Regions from separate parts of the Homo sapiens genome. Here region 1 is linked to region 2. A link is a loop called in an ENCODE intact Hi-C map of the cell type or tissue named here. Cell type or tissue: left ventricle myocardium inferior. All regions are shown on one strand. Links, peaks and the distances in the headings refer to the core of each region. The heading gives the core; the rest is flanking DNA.

Region 1 (15,647 bases), core at 5,216-13,215, 390 kb before region 2:
AATAGCAGATTAACAAGTCAGAAAAGCACAGGGCTTTGCACGGAATTTTAGGAATATAATTCGTATATATAAAATGTATAGACTAAATAAAAGAAAACAAATTACTAATATGCTTTGGGAAAAAAGTTGAACTTCCAATAAATAGAACTATTTTCTAGGGGAAAAAATAAGTACATGCAGCAATTCTAGAAGGGGAAAAGGACACTTAACAAAGCTGTTAAAAATCATAAGAACAATGGCAACAAAAGCCAAAATTGACAAATGGGATCTAATTAAACTAAAGAGCTTCTGCACAGCAAAAGAAACTACCATCAGAGTGAACAGGCAACCTACATAATGGGAGAAAATTTTTGCAACCTACTCATCTGACAAAGGACTAATATCCAGAATCTACAATGAACTCAAACAAATTTAAAAGAAAAAAACAAACAACTCCATCAAAAAGTGGGCGAAGGATATGAATAGACACCTCTCAAAAGAAGACATTTATGCAGCCAAAAAAAACACAGGAAAAAATGCTCATCATCCCTGGTCATCAGAGAAATGCAAATCAAAACCACAATGAGATACCATCTCACACCAGTTAGAATGGCAATCATTAAAAAGTCAGGAAACAACGGTGCTGGAGAGGATGTGGAGAAATAGGAACACTTTTACACTGTTGGTGGGACTGTAAACTAGTTCAACCATTGTGGAAGTCAGTGTGGCAATTCCTCAGGGATCTTGAACTAGAAATACCATTTGACCCAGCCATCCCATTACTGGGTATATACCGAAAGGATTATAAATCATGCTGCTATAAAGACACATGTACACATATGTTTATTGCGGCACTATTCACAATAGCAAAGACTTGGAACCAACCTAAATGTCCAACAACGATAGACTGGATGAAGAAAATGTGGCACATATACACCATGGAATACTATGCAGCCATACAAAAGGATGAGTTCATGTCCTTTGTAGGGACATGGATGAAACTGGAAACCATCATTCTCAGCAAACTATCGCAAGGACAAAAAACCAAACACCACATGTTCTCACTCATAGGTGAGAAATGAACAATGAGAACACATGGACACAGGAAGGGGAACATCACACACTGGGGACTGTTGTGGGGTGGGGGGAGGAGGGAGGGATAGCATTAGGAGATATACCTAATGCTAAATGACGAGTTAATGGGTGCAGCACACCAACATGGCACATGTATACATATGTAACAAACCTTCACGTTGTGCACATGTACCCTAAAACTTAAAGTATAATAATAAAATTAAAAATAAAATAAAATACAAAAAAAATCATAAGAACACACACACATACCTATCTGTACATTCAACAGGTACTTCTCACACACCTCTTATTTGCCAGGCACTGTTCCAGGGCTGGAGATACAGCAGTGAATGAAACAGATACAAATCCCTTCCTCACGAAACACACATTATCATCCACTTTGCAATCAATCTATTCCTTACATTTCTAAAACGCAGTCCGATCTCACCCCCTGCTTAAACCCTCCAGGGGTGTGCCAGCATGAACCCTCACTATTCTCTATGTAGCCCAGCCAGACCAAGCCCTCCCATACCTCTCTAATCTCATTTTCTTCCATCTACTTCCTTGCTTTCAATAGTCCCACTATACTAGCCTTCTTTATGTTCTTCAAATACTTCAAGCTTATTTCTATTTTAAAGCTCTGTCTCTTGCTTTTCCCTCTGCCTTGCAAGACTTGCCCCAGATATTCACATGATGCTGCCTAAGCCCTGCAGACTCAGCTCAAGTATTCTCTCCTTGGTGACATTTTCTGGACTGCACAAGCTCAGAGCACTTAGCACTTTAAAATTGTTTTATCATCTCCTCTAAGCTCCACAAGAGCATGGAGCATGTCTATCACATTCAACAGTAGAGATGCCTAGTGCCTGTAAGTGCTTGACAAACAGTAGATGTTCAAAAAGGACTGCTGTTACATGACCGAGTATGTGTGCATATGGTTTAGTGAGAGAAGGTCACTTGAAAATTGCAACTTAGCCAATTGCCCAGCCATGAAAATTTAAAGAAGAATAAGCTCTTTCTGCCAATTCATGCTGTTTGTGCTATGCCCTTATGTGGCAGGTTCTCAAATCAGCAACGGGTATTTGGTGGCAGAATGGCAGTGGTGATTTTGGTGATGATGATGATGACTAAATGAGTTTTCCTGCACTGTACCCTCAGATAACAAGTCTGTACACAGGCCAAAAACCTCAACCAACCAACCTCCAACTAACGGTCAGAAAAGATAGAAAGTAAATTCTTTTCTGCTCCTGAATTTTAATTGTGACTTGCAACGTACATGTGTTTCTCCTTTATCTTCTCTAAGCGCAAGGCACTGTCAGTTTTCCTCAGCGGCTTGCTACAATGAAGTGTGTATGTCTATGCATATATGTATTCATTCCTCAGGATTTTGAGTGAAACTCCAAGTTTTATTTACACTCGCAAAGCTTCTACAAATTTGTAAAGCCACAAAACTCAAGGCTGACTCTAAAATCTTTAGACATGCCATTCCAATTTGGTGGCAATCAGAGTTCAGGTCATATTTATGTGGCTTCTTAGTCCCAGCAATATTTAAACTTCAAATGCTGAGCATCGTATGTACAAGCATGATGCAGTGCAACCTGAACCTGGAAAAAAAAACACTCCAGCACCTTTGATTGTCCTGTTGATTGCAGAGTGGTGAACCCATGTACACTGACTTTTCAATCAACCACTTTTTGCCTCAGTCGGCTCAGAAAGAGAACTTCAGCTAAATAAATATTTCTGACAATTGACCTGCAGTGCAACAAGACGCTCACAAAAGAAAAAGGAAAAGATACATCTAAACTGCCTGTCAGCTTTTCTTTTTCTGATAGAAAGTAGAGCTTCAGATACTCTGAGAAAGATTCCAATTTGTACAATTTGTACATACTGGTGGTAGCAGAAAATAAAGCCAAACTATAAGGGAGTTCAAAGTGTCACTCATTTTACAATTAAAAATCAAGGACATCAGGAAGGAATGAAAATAACTCACTTGTATAGAGGCAGTGAAAACAACATTCACGTCACAGATATAGCCATTTCCATCTCCACCCTCCTCATTACTCAGGCTGAAAAATGGAAGAGTGAGGCTGTCTTACCCAGGCTGAACTCTTCCCTGCAGCCAGAGAAGGGGAGACAGTGGAGGAACCTAGCTGTGTCAAGCTAGCTCTGTGACCTTGGTAGGTCACCTCATGGCTGCACCTCTCTTTTCCCATCTACGAAATGCGGAGGTGGAGATGAGGATTGTAATTCCTGTTAATTCTAATATTCTAATAGTTTGTTTTTCACAACCTGCAGAAAAACATAAGGGAAAACAACTTGATACTTCTATTCTCTCCTTTCAATACAAGTAATACATGAATCACTTAAATTCAAATTGAAAAAGAACAAATAGAATTTCACCCCTTCTCCCTATTCCTAGTTTTCTCAATAATGTGTTTTAAATCTATTTCCATATCTTTCAGGACCCAAGGATATTTCTTCCTAATTTCCACCTCCAAATTTGCTACTTCATGGCACTTACTTTTTAATGAGTAAGCTTCTGCTTTCTTCAAGAAGCTATCTGAGAAGGTGGGGTCAGAGAACCAAAAGATATCATTTATTCTCTTAGGAATCTGAGACTATAAATATTTTGTTATGGGTGCAGATTCTTTTAACCTGAAGTTTAGATCATGTTAAATAGAGAGTATCTGCCTTAAAACAGCTTGACATGTGACCCCTATATTTATAACCCTTCTAACTTAAAACTGCAGTACTCACCAAAACTCACATATACCATTGCCAAAAGATTGCTACTTAAGTATGTTTTCCATATTGGGACACATAAGCCAATCTACAACCATGTATATACAATGCAAACATTTATTTCATAATTACTTTTTAATTTTGTAGATCTTCTTCAATTTGTGAATTTCCTTTGCTTTGCTGTACTTGAAATGGACAGCACATGCATGGCCCATAAAATTAAAAACCAAAAAAAGTCAATGAAATCTTTTATTTGGGAAATTAATTCTTGATGGTTTGAGTCAACAAGAATCAAGAATAAAAGATTCTAAATCTACTCTGTGAGATAAAATGGTCCCATTGCACAGTGAGTGCTCTCCTTCAAGGCAAGCAAAGAGATGCTTGAAGCCCATGATAGTGCTAGGCCCATAGAACCAATGATGATAAGAAAGCTGTTTTGCTAATGTAGGAAATAGGAAAACTTTTTATTCTATTGTTCTAGAATCAGATGATGTAAATTCCTATACCTGTATACTAGACAGTTGAAACAGTCTTGGTGACACTGATACCACAAAATTTTCTCACCAAACAACAGAACTTGGCAGGCCTAGTATCATATTCAGCCATAGTTCAATCATAAAGGAATTTGGAAAAAACTCTGCCCTAAGTTTGGTCAAGATCTTGAAACTTTATGCTATAATAAGTATCACTGAAACTGTGACAAACATTACACACATTACACATATCCTAGAACTAAAAGTTTCTTTCGTGGTTTGAATTATTGGATCCAAAAATTTTAGCATTGAAATTCTTATTGAAATGGAAAAGTAAGAACTGTTGAAGATTTTTTTAAAAAAGAACTAAGCATGAAAACCATACTTTAGCTAACAGAAAACTTTTCAGTATTCTCCTAGATATAGATACAAGTAAAATAAGCAATGCCAGCATTCTGGAGAATAGTTCTCCCCTTCTCTGTTGCTATTCCTACTTTATTGCCTTCATAGAAACTTTCCCTCTCTGACATTGCCAGATTTGCTTACCTATTCCATGTATAATATCTATCTTCCCCTAATAAAATGTAAGCTCCATGAGGACAGACACATTATGTCTCTTGTTCACCATCATATCCACAGCAAACATTTGAAAATAAAATAATTGAATAGACGAATGTATAAATGTATGAGGTAAAATTTGAATGTAGTACAAAGTTTCTTGACATGATGAAGCATGCCTGTATTGCTACAAATAAGGATAAGTAGAAATACAAATAAGTAGAATAAATAGGAAGAGAGTCATCTTTAATAAAACCTGCCTAGCATTTTAAGAAGCCTCAAATAACTTGTGCAAAAAAGTTACCAATATTATTATCCAATAATATGTTGGATAATATATTACTACATAAATAAATGTATTGTGCCTTATAATTTAAATACTTGGTGGTATACGATTAAAGCATTCTTTAAAAAGCATGTATTTCTGTTTGACTTGTTTTCTGATAAACTATTCTATTTAAATAGTGTGAAATGTGCTTTTAGAACCTAAGTACAGCATACATAACATGAACACCGTCTATTTCAGAAATAAAAATTCAGTTTACCATTGTGGGACTTAATTCATTAGTTTTTGATGTTTTAAATTAGGGATTTCTTATTTACAGTTTTTTTTCCTACTTTTTCCGTTAACATGATCCTATTCATGTTATACATTTTATAACTATCATTGCACTGTATTCTAAATTATGTTAGGTAAGTATGTTATGAAAGCATAACTAGATAAACTGGACTACATCAAAATTTAACATTTCCTCATCAAAGGACACAATCAACAGAGTGAAAAGGCAACCCATGGAATGAAAGACAGTATTTATAAATCATATATCTTCAAATCACCAAACAAATGAAGAGCTCCTACAACTCAAAAACAAATAGTTTAAAAATGGGCAAAGCACTTGAACAGACTTTTCTCCAAAGAAGATATACAAATTGCTAAGAAGCATATGAAAAGAGGCTCAACATCATTGTCATTAGGAAAACGCACAACAAAACCACCATGAGTTACTACTTCATACCCATTAGGACATCCAGTATGAAAACAAAAAAAAAAAACAGGACATACCAAAGGATGACGAGGATGTAGAGAAATTGAAACTCTTGTACATGATTGGTGGGAATGTAAAATGGTACAGCCATTATGAAAATCAATATAACAGTTCCTCAAAAATGTAAAAGTTACCATATAATCTAGCAATTCCATTTCAAGGTATATGCCCAAAATAATTAAAAGCAGGGTTTCAAAGACAGACTGTACACCAGTGTTCATAGCAGCATTATTCACAATAGCCAAAAGGCAGAAGTAACCCACGTGTCCATTAATGGATGGACACATAAAACGTAGCATATACACGCAATTGATTATTTAGCCTCAAAAAGGAAGAAAATTCTGATACTTGCATGTATCACATATGTCAGCTCTATGTATCAGCATTTATTTGTTACCCATTATCAGACTTTGGTTTCTTTAGGTCATGTGTAATGTTTATCTATTAAAAATAATGCAGCAATAAATATTTGAATGACTTAAGCCTTTCTCTGGATTTTGTATTTGATTTAACCTTAGGCTAGCTTCTTCTCGGGCTAAATTAGTAGGTCATAGACTATAAACATGTTTGAAATTCTCTACTCACAAGAATTTATTTTTAAATGTGTTAAATTAAGGTTTAGGAAATTTGCCAGGACTTACTGGCTACAGGAGGTATCAAATATTAGATAAATATATCTGCAATCGTTTTTCAGTATTTCCAGAAGATACTATGTTTTGAATTTAAAAATCTTTAATGAACCTTTTATATAGAAAATATATTTTGATAGAATTGTTATTAAAGATATGCCTCAAGTTATGCAATGTTATGTATAAAGACTCTACTGGTGAGATCTATAGGTGACTTATGGTCAGAAAAATATCTGTCTCTTTTTCGATTTTGCTACCGGGCAGCACCAAGTTGGGCCTATTTTTGTGTTTAATGACTGCCATGTTCTTCGCTCAGAGTTTTGTTACAATATTTCCCTGTCTTCCGTTTTTTACCTGGGAGGATAGAGATGGGAACTACAGACCACGAACAACGCAGGAAATTTTATATACATCATTCCATATAATCCACTTGACAGCTGTGTATTATGTTTTTTTCAGATTCCCTTTCCACCAATAAAACTGATGCACAAAGTTTGAGTGGCTCGACTTTTATTACAGAGTGATTCTTGGCCTTATTATATTCAAGTTTTTATTGTATGTTGCTCCAGGCCTTTTTGGAAATAAAGAGGGTGCATAAATAAATAATGTAAACTAGTATTTTCAACATCAAAACATCATTTCATTTAACGCTGAGCACTGAAGACTAGTAGAATGTTACAGCCAGAAGAAAATCAATCATCTTTTCAGCCCCATCCTTTGACAAGCAAAGGCCCAAAGACATGACCTAAAGGACCCATAGCATATAACGGGCTGTTAGCTACATTTCTGGGTCTTCTTTTTCAAAATAGAGTAAAATTATTTTTTGTAGCTCATTTTCACTTCCTGTGCAAGAATCTCATTGCCTATTAGTCTCAGGATGCACGTATTACTCCCAAGGAAAGAATGAAAGTGAGATTTAAACAAATTAATAAAATCAGTTTGTACTAGAGTATAATGCAACTACATGAACAATAGACATTCAAACTTTATGTGCAAAAGTCTTTCTTCTATTCTGCAATACATTTTACATCATCCAATGTTATAATAAAATCTCTATTCTCCAGGCTTGTTAGCTGTTTTATTCATTTATATCCTTGAGAAAAAGGGACAATTTAAATTGATACAATTTAACCTACTTCTAGAATTTATCCTAAGGAAATCAACAGAAAATGTACCAAATAAATATCCATAAAATGTTAATAATAGTATTTACTTTATTTCATTTAATTACAGTATTTTTAAAGGGAGAAAAGTAAGAATTGTGTAAAATCTCAAACAATAAGATTATTTAAATAATGATACATCACACAAAGGAGTCCTGAAAAGCAATAAAAATCATGATGCAGAACTATATTTATTGACATGAATAAAGGATAAGCCCATTTATCTAAACAAACGGATATTGCTATATGTTTTTAGGCCTATCAGTGTATCTTCAAAGAAACTCTAAAACACACTTTGAATTGTCTATAACAGGACTATGAATGAGTTGCCTTTATTTTTTATGTTTCTCTTTTTTTCTGAGACAGGATCTCACTCTGTCACCCAGACTGGAGTGCAATGGTGCAATCATGGCTCAGTGCAGCCTCAACCTCCCAGGCTCAAGTGATCCTCCCACCTTAGCCTCCTGAGTAACTGGGACTACAGGTGTGTGCCACCACACTCAGCTAATTTGTTAAGCTTTTTTTGTAGAGATGGAGTCTCACTATGTTGCCCAGGCTTGTCTCAAACCCATGAGCTCAAGCAATCCTCAAACCTCAGCCTCCCAAATTGCTGGGATTACAGGTATGAGCCACTGCACCTGGCCTTCTTTATACCCCACAAAACTTTTCTATTTCTTACCTTTTCTGTTTCTCTGTTATCTTCTTGTAATTATATAAAGAGCAGATATTAGTTTATAATCAGTAAAAAGAAAATAAATCTACTTTTATCCAGATAAAATTATATTAAGTATTTAAAAACCTATCTAAAACTAACTTACCATATTATCACAATGAACTTGATTTGAAAAATCCCGGCCGGGCGCGGTGGCTCACGCCTGTAAGCCCAGCACTTTGGGAGGCCGAGGCGAGTGGATCACGAGGTCAGGAGATCCAGACCATCATGCCTATCACGGTGAAACCCTGTCTCTACTAAAAACACAAAAAATTAGCCGGGCGCAGTGGCGGGCGCCTGTAGTCCCAGCTACTCAGGAGGCTGAGGCAAGAGAATGGCGTGAACCCGGGAGGCGGAGCTTGCAGTGAGCCGAAATCGCGCCACTGCACTCCAGCCTGGGAGACAGAGCGAGACTCCTTCTCAAAAAAAAAAAAAAAAAAAAAGAAAGAAAGAAAAATCCCAAGTAGTAATCACAGATTTTTACAAACACAATGCACTAAAAAAAGTCAATGAAGCCAATAAACAGAGTTAAAAATTGTATATGCTATTTTTTGATCCAGTGAAACATACTCCATGTTTCTCATATGCTGTCTTGTTCAACCTGCCTTTGTGACTGGTAGGAAGAATAATGTCCCCACTCAAAGATGTCCATATTCTAATCCCTGGAAACTATGATTATGCTATTTTACATGGCAAAGTGAAGTTAAGGTTGCAGATGGAATTAAGATGGCTAATCAGCTGACCTTAATATAAAGAAATTATCCTGGACTACCCCAGAGGGCCCAGCGTAATCACAAGGATCAAATGTAGTAGAATGAGGCAGAAGGTCAGTGCCAGAGTGACGCAGCCTAAGGAAAACTGGACCAGCCACTGCTGGCTTTAGAGACAGAAGGGGGCCATGAAATGAGGAATTCAGGGAGATTCTAGAAGCTAGGAAAGGCAAAGCAAGGAAATGGATTTTCCCCTAGAGCCTGCAGAAGAAAGGCAGCCCTGCCAAAATCTTGATTTTAGCTTAGTGAGACCCATTTCAGAGTTCTAATCTCCAGCACTGTAAAATAATAAATTTGTGTTGTTTTAAGCCACCAAATTGTTGGTAAATTGTATTACCGTGATAGAAACTAATACAGACCCTGGTATATTCATGTGATGATTTTAAAATTAAATGTAAAGGTTCTACTCCTCCGATAATACTAATTAATACTAACATATTATTGTCATAAATATGAAATACACCCTTGGACTAGTCTTTATGCTATTACATATCATCTTACCTCGAAATCTACACACATACACACACACTCATAGCTTGGATTCATTCCTTTATCATTCATTCATCTCCTGAGCAAATTTTTTATATTATCTTAAAAGCTTCCACTCATTCTAAGTATTCTGATCTTTTACAGAATGTTTGACAATGACATTTCTCTAACTTTCCATTACTACCCGTATCATCTCCTCAGTTCTTCTATTAAGCCTGACCAAAGTACGCTCCTGACACCAGATTCTCCCTGACATAAAAACCAGGGGAGTTGGCCGGGCACGGTGGCTCACGCCTGTAATCCTAGCACTTTGGGAGGCCGAAGCGGGTGGACTGCCTGAGCTCAGGAGTTCGAGACTAGGAACACAATGAAATCCCGTCTCTACTAAAATACAAAAAAATTAGCGGGGCGTGGCAGCGTGCGCCTGTAATCCCAGCTACTCGGGAGGCTGAGGCAGGAGAATTGCTAGAACCCGGCAGGCAGAGGTTGCAGTGAGCAGAGATCGCACCACTGCACTCCAGCCTGGGCGACAGAGGGAGACTCCGACAATAAAAACCAGGGCAGTTAGAGGAATTAATGTGCATCTCCTGATAAGAGCACAAGGGGGAGCACTGTCCACAGAGTAGCACTTGGTCTGAAAGGCGGAGGCAGGAGCAAAGCGCAGCTTTGGTTCCTAGATTCCTGTTGGCATCATGGGTTCTGACACAAAACCACCCACAGAGGTCCCCCACGTTTCCAGGTGCTGTCCCAGGCCAGGCTGCAGCCTACTGCAGAATTCTTGTTCAGGGTGAGTGAAGTAATCACAAAACCACAAATTCAGAGCCCAGAACCACATACATCTTCCTTCTCACAGTCTCTTCCTGGGCTTCTCCTTCAAACCTTACATATCTAAAATGTAAGACTACTGTCCCTTCCTTGAACAATGAGGTTACTTGGTCACCTTCCTAACAGTAAATTTAAATGCTTCCAAAATTCTGTACCATCTAGAATCCCCTGACTCTCTTCAGAAAACTTTCTGGTATCTCTCCCTAGACCAAAACAAACCAAATGGACAAATAAAAGCAAAAAGAAATTCTCCACAGTGCATCTCATTACACATGCTTACTAGAATATTTATGTAGCTTTAAGCAATAATTCATACCTCCCAATGTGTCTCATTTGTATTATTATCTCAAAGTAATTGTGTGATTTGTTACCTTTTTCTTTTAATAAAACATTTCATTTCCTCATTATGCTACCTATATAAGGCCAAACAAGTTTCAGAAATAAGGCAATGCTTCATGGTTTTTTTTGTTTTTTGTTTTGTTTTGTTTTGTTTTGTTTGAAACAAGAGTCTCACTCTGTTGCCCAGGCTGGAGTGCAGTGGCACGAGCGATCTTGGCTCACTGCAACCTCCGCCTCCCAGGTTCAAGCGATTCTCCTGCCTCAGCCTCCCAAGTAGCTGGGATTACAGGCCCATGCTGCCATCCCAGCTAATTTTTGTATTTTTAGTAGAGATGGGGTTTCACCATGTTGGCCAGGCTGGTCTCGAACTCCTGGCCTCATGTGATCTGCCTACCTTGGCCTCCCAAATTGCTGGGATTACAGGTGTGAGCCACTGCACATGGCCTTATGTCTTTACTCACCCTGTTCATGAAGGATAGTGTTTAACAGTTGAAAGTTTAAGAGTGTCCTTATCTTTCTTTCCTACATTGTTGTGGAAACTTTCAATGGTAAGTAAATTTTCATTGCCAAGCTTAATTTTCAAATAGCTAAAAGCATTTTACAAATATACAATATATATATCAAAGACTTATTTATTTCACAAGTGAGGCAACCAGGAGGATGATAAAGCTGGTTCAAATAGCACTTGAGAAACAGAGATTCATATATCCTGTCAAAGAAGATCTGCTGAAATAGGCTTGCTAAGTTAGAGAAGAGATGGGTTAATCTTCTACAGGACAATTAAACTATAACCATTGGGGTTATCTATTCATTTGCATCTGTACTAGAAAATTTCTTCTCTATGAGACAAAAATCTACAAATTAACATGTCAACTTCATAAAGCCTGGGCCATAATCAATAGTAATCAATCAGTAGTAATAAAACAAGGATATATTCTCCTAGGAAATTAAATAATCCTTGGGTGGGCTTGTTAAACAATGCTCAGGTATGATGTTGAGAACACACGTCCTGCTTTTGTTTTATTGCCACTTTTAAGGTGATTTTTCTTATGAGAATTAGATAAGACCTCTTTTTGTATCCATACCACTCTTTTCCTGGGTTGCTTTCTTCCCCAATTAATGTTTTGAATTTGTACATCTTTGGTCTGCTTTTCTATTAATGGTAAAATAATTCACCTAATAATTTTTTTAGTATCTTCCATTTACCACGCTGTGTTCTAGATACATTTGTATAATAATTTATATTTCAAAAAGTACCTTCATCTCGAGTCTTATTTTTCTTTCAAGTTTAAAGAGATATGGGTACTTTAGTAAGAACTGAATAAATTCAAAAATTTATTACTGAGTAATTAGATTTTAGATTAATATAAAATAGTTACTATTTGTTTAATTCTCACAATAACTTTAGAAGGTATATTTTGTTGTAGATCAGGAAACCGAGGCTCAAAGAGGGGATTTTCCTTATAAGTGAGCAGATGGGTTTCAAAGCTGGTATTTTTCTCTAGGCCTCACTATTTTAAGCTATTTTTTTTTTAAAAAGCATGAAGATCAAAGTTTTTAAAGTTTAGGTTTATCTTATTTATACTTTAAATGCCAGTCTGTGATAAAAAGCTGAAGACACAATTCAAAACCACTTGCTAAATAAAACTCTTTTAACAGATAGGTCTATAAAATTAGAATTAGGGTAAGATTCTATCCCCACAAATAATTGCTAAAATGCTGGTCTTTCCTGACACCCATTAAATCTGTACCTTTCTGTGAGATTTACGGCCCAATAATGTATAATTTTATTATTGGATTTTAATTATCAATTCTGTGTTAATTAACCTCTCCAGGTGTCTCTCCTGAGGTTGGTGTCTCACAGTCCCTAGAAACAGTCTTTTTTTTTTTTTTTTTTTAAAAAAATGTGGAGGAAGAGGTAACTGCTGAATAAATAACTAGATTTCATTAAATTCTAAGAATGATTGATGATTTCATATACATTGAATGGCATATACATTATTTATAAATATTCAAGGACAATATACTAGAATACAAAAGATAACAATAGAATGAAATGTGAATTCAGCACGAGAAAGTTGAGGTTCAACTGTAATTTTGAGCAAGGAATTTACTTCATCTCTATTAAACTTACTTACATGTCAGCTGAGATTGTCCTGAGTAGTAAGCTAGATAATGCATGAGGATGTGGTTGTAAACTTTACAAATGTCAGGTGTTATTACCTCTAGGACATACCCTCCCACCACATTGAATTTCTTTTATGTCTTTAAACTTTCCATGTTCTCTCAGTGTAGGAGACTTGTACATGCTCTGCCTTCTGCCTGGGATCCATCCACAGCAGTTTCTATTCTCTGTCTCCTACTATTTTAAAGATGCCCACTTAGAGCACTTCTGGAAATTTTCCTCCATTCCCCATCCTGAGTTGCCGATAAGACCTCTCCTTTTTCCATCAGAATATATGTCACTCTGTTGTCTTCTTACTTGCCCATCTCCACCATTCACATTAAGCTCTCTAAGAGACAGGATCACATCTATCTTCTCTCCCCACCACTTAGGGCAGTCCATATTATATGGTAAATACTGAATAAATCTTTGTGGAATGAATTTTAAACTGCCAAGTAGCATATTTCCACCTCGTTACATCTAGGCAAAGTGTATTCAGCATCTAATACTACATAAGTAGTGTCTATGGGATTTAAATGATATGGTCCCCACTCAAAGGAATTGAAGTATTAAGATTTAGATTAAAAAATTACAGAATAAGGAAAGCATGTTTATGAGTAAATAGTGAATGCACTACAAAGTATTCATGTAGATAAGGGAAGTGTTTTATAGGAAGTAGGAAAGTTTCAGGCAAGCTTCCATAATCGCCCCAAATCATCAGTATTAAAAACCATAAACTCAAACAGACTACTCCTAACATCACACTGAGGCTACCTTTGGGAAAAATGACAACTGTGAGTACACAGAAGCGTCACAGAGGAGGTAAAGGAGAATGTTTCGTTATGGTCACTCTTTGGCATTGTTTTCATAGAGCCTTTGTTTCTGAGGTTAAAAGGTTTGATCTCAGCAAATACTTTGTCAGTTCATTATTTTTACAGGAGGAAATCTTCTAATATATTCTCTGTGCTTACTGCTTTTTAGTTCCAAACAACTTTCCCAGGAAGGCCGCAGATTCACCAGAACTCCCCATTCACCTTGGTACCATTGTATTGCTTTGAAACAAGCTCTTCTCATTGTGGCAAGTGCTGAAAGCAAATTTAGTGTATTTGATTCAGACCTGTCCTTCATTATTTTGGCAATAGGCCTAACTAAGTAAATTTATTATTATAGCTTTAAAATGATTATAAGACCTGAAAAGGAAAAAAAAACTGATTTAAAGCCATTCCTTCCTGCAAGGATTTTGATAAAACAATCACATTAGTAAACTGTGTTGGGTATTTTGTACTGATATCCATTTACAAGCACATACATCAAAATGTATACATGCATTTTTATTTGTGAATATATATGCATATATTAAATTACACACACACTTCATGTATGTATAATATACTTTGTCCATCTGTTTGGATCATTCCTTATGTAAATGGACATCAGTACATACCTGAGATGCCACAAGGTACTGTTTTATAACATCATAGCACAAATATGCACGTAAAACTGATAACATCATCCTTACAAAATGAATTATGTTGCCAAAGTAAAAAAAGTATAAAATACAATGTTAGCATATCTTCATCAAAAAGAGTTAAAGCTAAAAATAAATAAATAAAAGTTTATCTCCTAATTACAGGATTGCACTTCAGAAACATCAAACATCCCAGTTGCAGATTAACTGCGTGGGCCTAAATGTTCCATAGTAGATATTTGTTCCTTTTCTTGATTTCTTCCCTTCCACCTATATAACATTGGAACTGTATAAAGAGAAGTAGACTTGTAAGGTTATTATTTAAAATATTCTGTCCCTGAATGGACCAGTTTGGTATTTTGTAACTATGCTCTCTAATTTTTAAAAAATCACTGGTACTAAAAATACCGATTTGCAGAAACTGCCTAGTACATTAGAATCTGCAACAGAGGGCCTGACAATCAGTACTTTGAACAAATGTCTAAGGTCAATACTTCTCAAATGTTAATGCTCAAACTAATCACCTAGGGAACTTGTTAGAGTGTAGCTTCAGACTCAATGCATCTGCAGTGGCACCTAAAATCCGCATTTCTAGCAAGACCCCAGGGAATATGAAAAACACTGGTTACAGGACCAGACTTTGAGTAGTCAGCTCTAGCTGATGGTGACCATAAGGCATGATTAGGAAGTAGTAGTCTAGTCATTAGTTCTCAAAGTGTCAGATACTAATTTGCTTAGGTAAACAATTTGGAGTCAAAGTTATTTTACTAGTAATATTAATTAGTTTACAAAGATGAAGAAGAAAAAAAAAGACTTAGGAAGAAATACTGTCTTCTTAACCTGTTGGGTTACTGTTCCATACACCTCAGCTAGGCTAGTTATGGTAGAACTGAATAAATTGTAATAGGCATTTCTTAGCTCCATAGTTTTCTATAACTTCTATAGCAAATAAAACTTTATAATTATTCTCTGTTTGGTTGATTGATGGATTTTCTTGTTCTTGTTGTATAATTCTCAAAAGACACGTTTATTTCCTTTCGTAGATTCTTTCAGTCCATATGTATTGTGTACATACTGAACTAAATGGTATTGGGAGTTGCAAAAGTAAATAAAACACTATTCTTATCCTTCAAAGCATATAGAGTCTGTCCAGGAGAAGAAACAAGATACGAACTCAAATATCCTAATTCAAGGTAACATGTTATGTCATTGAAACAGA
Region 2 (15,647 bases), core at 5,098-13,097:
ATGATGAGGTGCTTGTTTGGACTTAACAAACAAACAAAAGTAATCCTTTTGACTTTCTCCTAGATGATGTCAACCATACTGAAAGACTAGCAGTTGTCAGCATGAACTCATGAGATCAGAGCAGGAGCTTTCAGATTATTTTCTGTGGAACCCTAAGGGTCTACAAAGATGTTCCACAAAGCTTGGATTCAAATTTAATTTTTAAATATATATATATATATATATATATATATATATATATATATATTCATTTATGTTTAAATTGTAATGAAATCAGTATATGCATGTAAATGTCATATCAAATTGAAACACTCTAGAGACTGCATTGTGTAACTACAAAAATTTGATTTTATACAAATCCTGGTATTAAAAGATCTATTGTTTCTTTGTGTTTAATTAGACATCTTGTAGCTGTATCAGTGATTACAGAGGTTGCAGTTCTGCAGTGGCCCTTTTTTTATTCAAGCTTATACATGTCTACAACATATACAATTATTAAATTGACTGCATGATTATTAAATATGTGTGAGTCAGAATTGTCTTGATCTGTGCAAACAAAAGAAAATAGAGAAACAAATTGGATACAGTAATTGTCATTCATAACCCTCAATTTCATATATTCTTTAGAACAGTACTATGATTTTCCTTTATTAACTTTTACTGTTATATTTGTGAATTTAGAAAATATAATTATGCTAATAAGGTATTGGTGTTATCTATTTTATACTCAACATCTAATCTCTGTTTTGACAAAGCCCAGCTGTCTACCTCCAGTGTGACATGGGGATGAGGGGTTGGGGTATATTCACTGTATATTGCTTCACTACAAATTACCACCAACTTAGTAACTAAAAACAATATCCATTTATGATCTCATGGTTTCTATAGGTTAGAAGTCTGGGCACAGAGTAACTGGGTTCTCTGCTCAGTCTTGCAGGTTAAATCCAGGTTTTTTCTGGGACATGATGCCATCTCTGGCACATTGTCCTCTTCTAAGCCCATTGAGGCTATTGACAGAATTCAGTTTCCTATGACTTGCACTGGTTTTCTGTTGCTTCATATAAGTTATCATTTAGTGGCTTAAAACAACACCCATTGATTAGTTCACAGTTCTACATCAGAACTTGGCATGGCGTGGCTGGATTCTTTGCTCAGCATTGTACATGGTGAAATCTGGATGTCAGTCACACTACACTCCTTTCTGGAGCTTCTGGGGAATAATCTGCTTCTACACTCACTCAGATTGTTGGAAGAATGTGGTAGCTAGCTGGCTGTCGAGGACTGCTCTCAGTTCCTACAGAACACTCTCAGATCCTTGCCATAGGACGATGACCCCTGCCATCTCCAAAGCTAGTAGCTTAGAATCTCTCCAGTGAGCTTAATCTCTCCAGTGTGCTATGACAGAGTCTTATATAACATAACCACCATTTGCCATATAACATAATCTAGACAAGGGAATGATTATCCTGTCATATTCATCAGGTTCACAGGTTCCACCCCCACTCAAGGATAAGATATTATACAAGATATGCTCACCATGGGGTGGGAATCTTAGGGGCCACCTTAGAATTTTACAACCACAGGTGGCAAAGGGAGCCATCTTGTTAGCTCCAGAGTGAACCTTACTTGTACATGCCAATTAGGATGACCCCTTGGGAGTAATTTCTTTAAAGCTAACACGTGACCCAGATGTAGGCAATGAAACATAAAGTGACGTCTGCTGGGGAACTTCGGAGAAACATTCCTCCCTCATAAGATAAGACCACCCCAACTCCAGCTGTAGGTTTTGCAGTCTAAATGGGATGCCTAAAACCACTACTGCCATCTTGCTCCCAGCCTGAGGATACATGTGTCACACAGAGGAAGAAAGAACCAGGACAGAGCCATGCAGAAGTGTGACTGGAGCCCTGATGCACCGTGCTGAAGTTCATATCACCTCTGGACTTTCTGTTAGGTGAGATTTTTAATTCTCCCCGTTATCCAAGCCAGCTTGAATCAGGGTTTTATCACTTGCAGCCCAAGCCATTCTGTGAATAAAGGACACTATGTAAGTTTTAATTTATACATTAAAAAAAGACTCCAGGTGCTAGAGAAAAGTTTTAAAATCATATATCTACTGGATACAGTCATACAGGCCTAGGATTCCAACTTAGCTTCCAACCTTAATGAGCTAAAATATTAATATTTTATCTATAAAATCAGGAAAAGTAATGACTACCTTTATGGATCATTATAAGGACTCAATGATGTTGCACACATGTAGCAAAAGATTTAAAGGGAAACACTATACTTGTTTCAAACAGCTGATTATGACCTGGAATTAGGGAGGGAAGACGGAAAGGGAGGAGAGAAAGTGGGGGATGTGTGTGATGGAGTAGAGAGAACAAGATAGGAGGTGAGCTCTGTCTGAGGAATTGGTGCTCTGGGCATGTCCCCCTCCCCCGACCCTGATTGGTATCTGAGCTCTAGGGAAGGCGGGCCTGCAAGCATATTGAAGTGTGGGACTTAAACACATACACGCTTTGCACAGTGTGTGGTCAAATGGTAGGAGGTGGCAGGAGCCACAGTGGTAGAAGAAAAGCCCTTTTCAGAGGAAATTCTTTCTCTCTGAAAAGCGATAAAGAAGCCAACATTGTAGGTAAGTACTCCTGAAATACTTTCTAGTGCTGGAACTAGACAGCAGGCTTTAAAGGAGCCAGAAGTGTCATTAAAGCAGCGGAGATGGGCAAGGAGAGAGCGGGAAAACATTCAGAGAAACTTGTAACTTTTAAAAAGGGTTTTCGTCTGGGCGCGGTGGCTCACGCCTGTAATCCCAGCACTTTGGGAGGCCGAGGCGGGTGGATCACGAGGTCAAGAGATTGAGACCATCTCGGCTAACACGGTGAAACCCGTCTCTACTAAAAATACAAAAAATTAGCCGGGCGCGGTGGCGGGCGCCTGTAGTCCCAGCTACTCGGGAGGCTGAGGCAGGAGAATGGCGTGAACCCGGGAGGCGGAGCTTGCAGTGAGCCGAGATAGCGCCACTGCACTCTGGCCTGGGCGAAACAGCGAGATTCCATCTAAAAAAATAAAAAAATTTTAAAAAAAGGGTTTTCACATTCATTTTTGAGCTCACATTATGTGTCAGTCTCTCGGATGCCTTTATGGAGTTTACATGCTTACGCCTGCTAGATAAATGGGATTTTCCTTTCCTTTTGATTGATTAGCTAAGGCAGAAGGAGATAGCAACCGTGATTATAGAGTACTTTTAGGAGGCCAAGTATATTAACCAGATCTTTCTGTGTAACAAACAATCCCAAAGTCTCAGTGGATTACAATAAAGCAAACATTTATTTCTCTCATTACACGGTCTACTCTACCAGTAAGCTGAGACATCTCAGCTTCGAACTTCAGATAAAGTTCATGCCTCCTCCGCATGTCTTTTACCTTCCTTGGACCTGTGGCTACTCAAGGCAAGTTCTTCTCATTAGGAATTGAAAGAGAGGTGAGCAGAAACTCACAACACACAATGCCTCTTAAGGTCTCAGCTCAGAACTGGCCCATTGTCACCTCTACCCACAATCCATGGACCAAAGCAAGTAATGTGGCCAAGCCCAACATCAATGGAGTGGAGAAAAATATTCTGCCCACTCTAGTGGAAGATACTTCAAAGTCACATGACCAAAGGTATGGATTTATAATTCATAAAGATGATGAGAATTGTGACCAATAATTCAATCTACAACACCAGGCCTTAATGGGTGTACAAAAGGCACATTAAAAAGCAGGAGAGAGAAAAAGAATAAATGGAAGTAAAATGATGTTAAGGACAAAAAAATTCCCTTTCCATTTTGCTTGGGTTTATATCAGCTATCACCCATCTTCCATATAAATGCACATCATTATTCACTTTAGTTAGAAACCTCTCTGTTCCTTAAAAGCCAGATGACCTTGGGCAAGTCACCTAGCCTCAGGCCTCAATTTCCTAATCTATAAAATAGTGAACATAAAGGCCACCTTATAGGACTGCTGGGATAAATGAGATCATGAGTTACTAGCTTATAGAAATTGCTAAATAAATGATAGCTGTTGTTACACATCATCCTAGGCCCTTACTTTGATTTGGAATTTATTAATATATTATACAACTGCTATGTTTGAGACACAGTGCTAGGAACACAAAATATATCTGTGATTGAAAACCTCACAAATCATTATTGCCCGAAATTACAAATAAATCATTGCCTTATAAGATATTAAATAGTATATTGAAGATCTGAATAAGGTGTCACAGGCACACAAGCAAGAGAGGGAATTTACAGTATCTGGAAAAGATGGAAAAGGTTTCACACACAAGTTGAAAGTCAAGCTAGGAATTGAAGTTTGAATAGAAGTACCCTAGGCAGGGAAGGAGGAGAGGACATTCTAGAAAGCAGATGGCAAATGTGTAGCTAACTGATGCCAGAATCAATTGGTAATATTACTTTAGGAACATGTACAAGAAAGTATGTCAGCTCCCCATGTTGATGCTAAATTTGCCTTCATCAGGAATGTGGTGGTAGAGTGAGAGTGGCTGTACAATTCCCTGCTAAAGGGCACCATTAAAACAAACAATGTGGCTGGTAGATCCCTTTGAGCCACTTGAAACTTCTGTTATTTTGGATACAAAGACTGTCATTTGTGAAAGTGGATACAAGACAAGAAGCTTGCAGAGTTCCAAATCAAAATAAATGCTTTCCCCCCTTAGAAGAACATTACGTGGAACCACAGACTCATGGAACACATTGCTCTCCTGTGGGAAAGCTGTCTTGTTAACTTTGCCACAAGTTAACAAGACAGTCCTTTTCTGTTTGTTTTTTACTCTTATCCCATAATAAACCAGACAACCTAAATTAGAGTAGACAGTTCCCCTTCTTTTTTTTAAACAGCTGTTGTTCTTCCCACTGACTCTGAACAGTGCACTTAATAATGCCTCCACTGGGAATTCCAAACAATAAAATACATGCGAATTGCCTTTTAGAAGGAAACACAGAAAGGAAACACTGATTCTTGCACATTCTTGTTCCTGTGAGTTAAACAATATTTTCTATGTTGTCTCTTGCATTTCAAAGAGTGGACATTCCCTAAACATACCTAGAAGAAGGTCTGAAAGGTGCTGTCAGAAAACATTCACTCGATTTCTTTTCCAGCAACAGTAACATTTTAATAATACCACCTCACATTTGCACAGTGCTTGGTGTATAACAAAATGCATTTGCAGTCATTATCTATGTAGTTCACAAAGTAATCTTGGAAAGAAGCTAAAAACCATTTTAGTTATGAGCAAACTGGGCCTCTGAGATCAACATGTCACTCAAGACACAACAACTAGTAGTCACAGCAGAATTTGAACACAGGTCTCAAACTTTTCCTCTACAAACTGGCAACAGTTAGAATGCTCTGGGTCATCCATAAACTTAACGCAGTTAGAACCACTTATTGCATACATCAACATCATGGATTGCAGAGACTCCAATCCCACCTGTACTAGCTATATGTCCTAGAGAAATTTATTCATGTTCTGAGTCTCTTTCATCATCTATTGAGTTAGTTTTCAGGATTGCCATAACAAAGTACGACAGACTCCGTGGCTTAAACAATAGAAATATTTTTCCTCACAGTTCTGAAGGCTAGAAGCCCAAGATCAATGTGTCAGCAGGGTGGATTCCTTTTGAAGGCCTCACTTGACCCACAGATGGCCATCTCCTCCACAGTCTTCCCTTCACCTGGTCTTCCTCTGTGTGTGTCTGAGTCTTAATCTCTTCTTATAAGAACACCAGTCATATTGGATTAGGGCTCATATTATTGACTTCATTTAACCTTAATTACCACTTTAAAGACCCCATCTCCAAACCACAATCACATTGTGAGGTACTGGAGGTTAGGACTTTAACATATGAATTGGTGGGGACACAATTCAGCCTACATCCTCTATAAAATGAGAAGATAGAAAGTTATTGTGCAAAGGTCTCAGTGTGATAAATTCTGTTATTACTGGAACAAAGTACCATAAACTTCCTGGCTTAACACAAATTTTCATCTTAGAGTTCTATAGGTCAGAAGTCCAACATGGGTCCTGAGAGGCTAAAATCAAGATGTCAGCAGGGCTGCATTCCTTCCTGTAGGTCTAGGGAAGGATCCATTCCTTGCCCATTTGTTGGCAGAATTAAGCTCCTTGCAGTCGTAGGACCAAGATCCCTATTTTCCTGATGGCTGTCAATTGAAGGTCACTTCAGCTTCTACAGGTCATAGCATTCCTTGGCTCTTATCCCCCTTCCTAGATCTTCAAAGTGAGCAACAAAGGGTTCAGTACTTGTCACATCACATTTCCCTCATACCTCTTCTGAGATCATAAATCGCAGACACAAATGTGGTCTTCATAACTAGACAAGTTACATTTCTTAAGGAGATCTGTCCTGACCACCTATTTAATGCCACTGTGGAACCTCCCTCCCTGTCCCACTGTAGCCCTGATCTCCCTGACTCTGAGCTATTTTTTCCATAGCATTTCTCATCTCATATAATTTCTCATTTATTTATTATACTCATTGACTGTCTCTCTCCTCTAGAATGTCAGCTCCATAAGAGCAGGAAAGTTTTGTTCACTGAGGTATCCTATCCACATCCTATCCTATCACTGATGTATTCTTACCACAGTCTAAAAGAGTCTCAGGTTTTAAATGCTCATGTGATGAGACTGGGCCCACCTGCATAATCTAGAATGATCTCCTCACCTCAAGTTCCTTAATCTTAATCACATCTGCAAAGCCTTTTGTGCCATGTATGGTAACACATTCATACCCAGGATTTGGGTATGAACATTATTGGGGGCCATTATTCTGCCTACCACACAAGTGCTTGATAAAAGACAGCTATTCTCTCTTCAAAGATTAAAGATAAATATTTGCAAGCCAGTACGCCTATTTAAAATTAGGTTGATTGGTTTAACTAAGTGGTTCCAAATGGTGGATATTTGACAATATCTGGAGACACTTTTGGTTGCCACAACCAGAAGGGAGAGGGTGACATTAATCCTTATTAGGTCAAGGCTAGGGATGCTACTAAATATCCCACAATGCACAACACACTCTCCATAACAAACATCATTATACTGCCAAGGTTGAGAAACTGATTTAACTGAACCTTAGGAAAAGCTAATTGATCTACACGGGAATCAAAATTTTATTTTATCAAATGAACTTTTATTGATGCCATAATCAAATGGTATCTTATGATGCGTGACAAAACATTTTTTTCTTCAGCTGGAAAAAATATCTTTAGTGTGTTTAAGACATGGTATAAGTAGGTGGCTGTATTTCTTTTGAAATTTCAACCTGTTCTAAGAAATGAGAATGGACTTAGAGAAATGTATTCATTAATTCATTTACTGAAGATCTATCAAGGGTCAGACACTGTCCCAGGCATGCAGGATACATCAGTGAACAAAACTTCCCTGCTCTTATGGAGCTGACATTCTAGAGGAGGGAGAGAGTCAATGACAATAATAAATAAATGAGAAATTATATGAGAGGAGGAGTACTATGGAAAAAATAGCTCAGAGTCAGGGAGATCAGGGCTACAGTGAGATAGGGAGGGAGGTTCCACAGTGGCATTAAATAGGTCATCAGGACAGATCTCTTAAGAAATGTAACTTGTCTAGTTATGAAGACCACATTCCATCTCATTTTCTTAATCTTATTTGCAAATTATATTTGTGAGACGTGAACACTGAGATAGCCTTGCATTTCTATTCTCGTCGAGAAACATTAAGTGGAAAAGAGATGAACCCATCAATATCAACTCATCATAAACAAAAGCTCAGGGCTTGCAACTCAAACCCTTGAGGTGCCTTCTCACTGCACTTCAGTGTCAGGAACAAATAGGCGTTCAAGCATTATGAAGCTCCAAGCTATGGAGTAAACTTCCTTCTCCCCCTTCCTTGCCCCACTCCAAAAAAAAGTAAACAGATCCAAGGACAGGTCAAATGTGCTGTGAGCATCTTGTTTGCTGAAACCATCTAATATGCATTATGCTGACTGCATTATATTTGTCATTTAAGTAAGGTGAAAAATGAAAAACAGTTGGTTTAGTGCTTGTACACTAAACCTTCAATTCCCTTAAAAAAAAAAAAAAAAACTATGAGAAGCTAGAGAAAGTAAATTAAAATACAATTTAAAACAATTCCTTTATATATATATTGGTCTATGCCACCAATTCTAATTTCTATCTTTGAAATCAAAATGACCAGTGACTGCCTGAAAAATAGCTAGGTCCTAAATTGCAGTATGTTTTAAATTTTGAGAGTTTGTATCCCTCCATAATTTTGTAATTAATCTTTCGAATTCTGGTCTCAAAAATTTGGCCCTGAAATATTTTGAGAAGCACCACCATTTATTCTTCTAACATAAAAGAAAAATCAATTTAGAAGACAATTGGCTTCCCTGCTATTAGCTGTGTCTGATTATGTTCATGCTATGAAAATTCTAGTCAGCAAGTTGAAACTTGTTGTTGTTGAATTTGCTGTTAAACAAATCAAGGAGAGAAATCAATATTTTCCAAATACAGCCTGGGGGAGAACCGTAGCAGGAGGAGAAATGGTGCTCTCAGTCATCTAGGGAGTCTACACCACAGAGTTGGAGCATATATTTAAAAATTAACTTTCCCAAACATCCTTTTATGGCCCATTTTGACAATATTTCTGGTTACATATTATCCTGCAGTTTGGCTATTTTTTTAAACTCTCCCTGTCCAAATTCATTCCAGTGGGAGCTGCCTGTTGGCAGTGTAGGCCTGTGATTAACTCACTGTGTGTAATTCATTTAACAGCATAATGTGCTTTTGCAAGTGCTGCTGCAGCACAAAAAGAAACTGCCAACATTAGCATTCCTGGGTCATGCAACCTGCCCCACTAGGCCTAGTCATTTAGAACAGACCCCTCCAATAAGCTTTCTCACACCCTGTGTTACACTGAGGATGCTATTTGACTGCTACCCAAATCCCTATGAGAGGCAGCTATCCACATGTCTTCTTTAACAACAGGAGATGGTTTCCAGCTGTGCAGTGACCTCACCCTCTACTGCCTTGCCATTCAATGCAAGGTCCCTGAACCAGCAACATTAGAAATACCTGGGACCTTGTTTGAATCACAGAATCTCAGGCCCCTCACCAGATCTAATGCATTAGTTCATTTGCATTGCTATAAAGGAATACCTGAGGTTGGGTAATTTATAAAGAAAAGAGGTTTATTTTGGCTCACAGTTCTGCAGGCTGTAAAAGCATAGCACCCACATCTGCTGTGGGCCTCAGGAAGCTTACAGTCATGGCAGAGGGAAAAGTGGGAGCCAGTGTATCACGTGGTGACAAAGGGAGCAAGAGACAGACGAGGAAGTTCCAGGCTCTTTTAAACAACCAGATCTCATATGAACTCATGGAGTGAGAACACACTCATTCTCTCAAGGAGGGCACCAAGCCATCCATGAGGGGATCCACCCCCATGACCTGAACACCTCCCACTAAGCCCTACCTCCAACATTGGAGGTCACATTTTCACATGAGATTTAGAGCAGACAAAACATCCAAACCATACCATCTAGGAATCGGATCCGGCATTTTAACAAGATCCCCCAGGTATGCATATTAAAGTGCGAGGAACTCACTTTAATAAAGTGGACACCAATTGTTCAGCCTTCCCAGCATCCCTTCCTACTTTTTAAAATCCCAGCCCCCCAATTCTCCTTTAGGAAACTACTCTTCTCCAATCTCAGGCTACGGGATTCAAATGTTCCTAACTGCCTGCCCCTGGGTGGCCAGATAAAAGCTTTCATCACACTGGCCTCTGTGATTAATCAGGAAGCCCATGCACTCCAAGCCAGAGCAATGAACGTTAGCCACATTTGCTAGAATGAAGGGAAAGAAGCATGCTCTTCTCTGTACAGTTACCAACCTAGTAAGATGGAAGCCTGGAGCTACTGTAACCATCTCTATCTCTTCATACAGAAAGTCTGACTGAGCATTAGACAGAGCCTCGAGATAAAGACTCGAAAAGTCATTGTTTGAGCACTTGAATCATCCTGCCGAGATCCACATACCCTCTCTAGGCAAGGGGCAGACATTCAAGGGAGTAAGGATAGGATTCTTTTTTTTTTTTTTTAATGTACTTTTTCTCTTCCTTCTTTTGTTTTATTATTATACTTTCAGTTTTGGGGTACATGTGCACAACATGCAGGTTTGTGACATATTTATACATGTGCCATGTTGGTGTGCTGCACCCATTAACTCATCATTTAGCATTAGGTATATCTCCTAATGCTATCCCTCCCCCATACCCCCACCCCACAACAGGCCCCGGTGTGTGATGTTCCCCTTCCTGTGTCCATGTGTTCTCTTTGATCAATTCCCACCTATGAGTGAGAACATGCAGTGTTTGCTTTTTTGTCCTTGCGACAGTTTGCTGAGAATAATGGTTTCCAGCTTCATCCATGGCCCTACAAAGGACATGAACTCATCCTTTTTTTATGGCTGCATAGTATTCCATGGTGTATATGTGCCACATTTTCTTAATCCAGTCTATCATGTTGGACATTTGGGTTGGTTCCAAGACTTTGCTATTGTGAATAGTGCCGCAATAAACATACGTGTGCATGTGTCTTTATAGCAGCATGATTTATAATCCTTTGGGTATATACCCAGTAATGGGATGGCTGGGTTCAAATGGTATTTCTAGTTCTAGATCCCTGAGGAATCGCCACACCGACTTCCACAATGGTTGAACTAGTTTACAGTCCCACCAACAGTGAAAAAATGTTCCTATTTCTCCACATCCTCTCCAGCACCTCTTGTTTCCTGACTTTTTAATGATCACCATTCTAACTGGCGTGAGATGGTATCTCATTGTGGTTTTGATTTGCATTTCTCTGATGGCCAGTGATGATGAGCATTTTTTTCATGTGTTTTTTGGCTGCATAAATGTCTTCTTTTGAGAAGTGTCTGCTCATATCCTTCGCCCACTTTTTGATGGGGCTGTTTGTTTTCTTCTTGTAAATTTGTTGGAGTTCATTGTAGATTCTGGATATTAGCCCTTTGTCAGATGAGTAGGTTGCAAAAATTTTCTCCCAATCTGTAGGTTGCCTGTTCACTCTGATGGTGGTTTCTTTTGCTGTGCAGAAGCTCTTTAGTTTAATTAGATCCCATTGTCAATTTTGGCTTTTGCTGCCATTGCTTTTGGTGTTTTAGACATGAAGCCCTTGCCCATGCCTATGTCCTGAATGGTATTGCCTAGGTTTTCTTCTAGGGTTTTTATGGTTTTAGGTCTAATACGTAAGTCTTTAATCCATCTTGAATAAATTTTTGTATAAGGTTTAAGGAAGGGATCCAGTTTCAGCTTTCTACATATGGCTAGCCAGTTTTCCCAGCACCATTTATTAAATAGGGAATCCTTTCCCCATTTCCTGTTTTTCTCAGGTTTGTCAAAGATCAGATAGTTGTAGGTATGTGGCATTATTTCTGAGGGCTCTGTTCTATTCCATTGGTCTATATCTCTGTTTTGGTACCAGTACCATGCTGTTTTGGTTACTGTAGCCTTGTAGTATAGTTTGAAGTCAGGTAGCATGATGCCTCTAGCTTTGTTCTTTTGGCTTAGGATTGACTTGGCGATGCGGGCTCTTTTTTGGTTCCATATGAACTTTAAAGTAGTTTTTTCCAATTCTGTGAAGAAGGTCATTGGTAGCTTGATGGGGATGGCATTGAATCTATAAATTACCTTGGGTGGTATGGCCATTTTCACGATATTGATTCTTCCTACCCATGAGCATGGAATGTTCTTCCATTTGTTTGTATCCTCTTTTATTTCGTTGAGCAGTGATTTGTAGTTCTCCTTAAAGAGGTCCTTCACATCCCTTGTAAGTTGGATTCCTAGGTAGTTTATTCTCTTTGAAGCAATTGTGAATGGGAGTTCACTCATGATTTGGCTCTCTGTTTGTCTGTTATTGCTGTATAAGAATGCTTATGATTTTTGCACATTGATTTTGTATCCTGAGACTTTGCTGAAGTTGCTTATCAGCTTAAGGAGATTTTTCAGCTGAGATGATGGGGTTTTCTAGATATACAATCATGTCATCTGCAAACAGGGATAATTTGACTTCCTCTTTTCCTAATTGAATACCTTTATTTCCTTCTCCTGCCTGATTGCCCTCTCTAGGCAAGGGGCAGACATTCAAGGGAGTAGGGCTAGGATTCTTCAAAAAGAAAGCCCGCCTATGATTAGAGACCCGCCTAAGATGGGCCACAAGCTCCTGGTTAATTATTTTACTTTTCCTATGCCTGGCCTTGTGGTTCCTGAGAACTCCGTGTTGTGAGTGCTCTTTAGTTTTATAAGAAATAGCCATCCTTGGCCATTACCACCAGCAACATAATTGTTCCCCAAGGTTCTCAGCATCCTTCCCCAAAACCCCTCTCTACCTAATCTATGTTAGTTGGATTAGGGTTGTTACAGTTAGGCAAGTTAGATGTTCTTCTAACTTGTGTCCATGCGCTAGGGCCATGGTCTGGAATCCCAAGCGAATAAGCATCCTGCCACTAATCTCCTGGTTTATATCTCATGCATGATGAGTCACCCCAAACACACATACACAGCCCAATGCTTCTGTCATGGAGTCCTCTCAGGCCAGAGAGGCTCTCAGGTGTATCAGCAGCTGGACCTAGGGGAAGAACACCAAGTCTGCAACACACACTGAAGATCTTCTTGGGTTCAACTAAATATTCAGATTCACAAAAATGCCACAGGCTACACTCAGCATCCATCTATTACATTATGGACAAAAACCAGAGCTTGCCAAAAGTATAGCTTCAGGGATTCCGGTTCTATAGAAATCCTTTTAGTAGTCTAGCAGCTGAAGTACAAGGAGATGAGACACACAGTGGGTAGACATAGGATCCACTCTGGCCTAAAAGCTGCCAGCCCATAGGATCCATAGCTTCCAAGGTTCCTGCAAGATAGATGCTCAGGTAAGAGTCACAACTCTTAGGGGAGTCCAAAGCATAGCTTCCCTATATAGTATTTATAGTTTATAGCCCTCCCAGTCCAGATACAAGTTGACAATCAAAGGTCATTTTTGGCACAAGCAATTCTGCCTGGAAACACAGTTGACATTCTGTCATTGTCAAGTTACCAGGGGAATTGAGCTAAAGGGTTAACCAGAGGTCAAATTCTCATTCAAAAAGGGAAAGGGCTTTGTTAACTATTTGTCCACAAAGCTAATAAAAATGGAAAATAGCCTCAGAAAATACGGAAGGATTCTTAAAGAGGCTGTGGTGCCCCACAGTTAAGATGAACATATAGGCAGAGCAATTATGTGGAAAACAAATGCAAACACAACCAGCTCTCCTTTATAATAGGACCATTTCAGTGATGGGGCCAGGGTTCCCCTGGGTGGAGTACCATGGATGGAGTGCTCGGCCTGCTGAAGTACAGGTGCAGCTCTGCCTCTCACCACTGCATGCACTTGCAACAGAAAACAATGAGCAGATACCTGTCACCAATTGTACTAGCCCTTCTTACGAAGGCTGAACTGAGGCCTACAGAAGGCATTCTTGCTGAAAAGTCATGAGAATAGATGTAAGAATGTGCCCACTTCTGGCATCTGTGTCTATTAGATGGAGATTGGCATGGCCAAGGCTAACCACCTCACATACACTGCAATGACCAGGAATCCCTTGCAATCCTCCTGTAGTGCACACAAGCAGTAAGAAGAAACCCCTCCCCCACCACTGTCTTATCTTCCCCAGCCTAGCGAGAAACCAAGAACAATGTATAGTGAGCTTCCACTAGAACTTAGTGGCATTAGAGGTTGTCATTTAATTATCAAACTGTGCCAAAACCTGGCAGAAAAACTGAGTTCCCCAATATACTACATGGGTAGTCCTATCAAGTTCTGCCAATACCAATAACCACCTAAAAGCACAAGGACCATAATCATCAAAGCCACCAATATTAGCCACGTTGCCAGAAATACCTCCAAATGCCACTACTGAGCTTCCAATACCACAAAGCCACTATTATCTAAAACTAGTTATTATAACCAGAGCTATAAAATTGCCAATATCCAAAATATGTACCACTGTTGCTGTCACCCAGAAGCCCATGTCCAATATCAAATATTAGCTATTGTCACAGTAATGCTGTGTAACAAACCAACCTAAAATTAAGCGGCTGTAAACAATAACCATCTATTATTGCTCGTGGTTCTTCAGATTAATCAGACAGTTCCTCTGGTCTGGCCCAGGTTTTTCTGATCTCAGCCAGATGTGTTCATTGGCTGCAGTTAGCAGGTAGGTTAGCTGGGCTCTGGCGTCTATGATGTCCTCATCTAGATAACTGAGTTCTGCCATAAATGATCTCTTACCTTCCAGCAGGCTGGGTCACGCTTGTTCATGTTAAAGGAAGAGGGACACTAGCAAGAGGAGAAGCACAAAGGGCCTTTTGGGATCTAAGGCTTAGAACTGACACATGTAATTTCAGCCACTTTCTGCTGGGCAGAGCAAGTGACAAGATAAGCTCTGATTCAAAGGGGAGGAGGAGATAGACTCCACCTTGTAATAGTTGTCACAAAGTCTCACTGCAAAAGGTATGTGTACATGGATATGTGGAGACTTAGGGCCATGTTTTTAATCAATCTGCCACAGGCACTTTGAATCATAGTGCCACGTATACCTTGACGTATACCTCTTCTTTGATCAGAACTTTAGTCAGTCTCTTCTGAGTCCTCTGCTTAACTAGGCTCTACCTTGGGCTTCCCTATCTGTCCTCATAGAATCCAGTTTGAGCAAGAATCCTGCGTAGTCAGTTTAGTGAAAATCCGCCACCTTTGGTATCTGACCTCCCCTTATCCTTGATGTTTCCTCTTAGTAATTTTCCACTCACTGACCCCATCCTGCTCCTTGATTAAAAATCCCCACTTGTCCTTGCTGGAGAGGGAGTTGAGTTCAATCTCTTCCCCACTGCAAGACCCCATTGCAGTGGTCCCTGTACATATTGCCATGACCCCCTTCCCATCTTTAGCAAGGGTCATGAATTATTTTCTTTAAAAATCTGGACTCTGCTCCCCACTAAGCTGTGGCCTATGAGAAGAATCCATAGTCTATTTCAATTGTAATTGATTTTTTTTCCTAACTCTCAGAAATACAAGAACATTTTTTAATACCACATCCTGACAAAGTGGTCCCTGAGAATGATAAACAATATATATTCAAACATTAACTTCTTTCATCATTTTGCAAATTTTACAGTATGTGATTGTGGCTTTTAGAATAATCATTCCAATAGATAATGTGTCAGCTTTCTTCCTATGAAAGGATCAAATCCGTTTCTTTGGGGAGTCTTCCATGAGTACATTTTTAGAAAGCGAATGTTCATTTTCTTGATAAATAAATATACAACTTTGAAAAAGTTTCCTGGGAAGAAGGAGCAAATGAGCAAGGTTGAATAATTACCAGTCATTACTGAAAAAATCAGAAACTATTTACAAGACACAAATACACAGTGAAACATATTATATGAAGTGAAATAATATAAAACTTGGCAGGAACCCAAGCTTAATGAGTTTTAGGATATGGTTTTAGAAGCACCAGGGATT

What was found. Peaks named below come from ENCODE experiments on the same cell type or tissue, not always from the same donor. Only the 100,000 strongest peaks of a DNase experiment are listed, where the experiment ranks them.
Region 1: a loop joins it to region 2, with 8 times the contacts of the local background. A loop is called at or near these places in 65 of 110 quality-filtered maps.

Annotation. Positions count from the first base shown.
Region 1 is chr3:22,554,056-22,569,702 of GRCh38, forward strand. No RefSeq gene overlaps it. Among named protein-coding and RNA genes, the nearest start is that of ZNF385D-AS2, 600 kb to the left of the region's middle. In left ventricle myocardium inferior, for the core only: CTCF peaks have their summits at 10,215 (motif pointing right) and 10,414; no DNase peak of the experiment used is centred there.
Region 2 is chr3:22,943,220-22,958,866 of GRCh38, forward strand. No RefSeq gene overlaps it. Among named protein-coding and RNA genes, the nearest start is that of UBE2E2-DT, 250 kb to the right of the region's middle. In left ventricle myocardium inferior, for the core only: no CTCF peak of the experiment used is centred there; DNase peaks (open chromatin) are centred at 8,822 and 9,072; H3K27ac peaks cover 574 bases.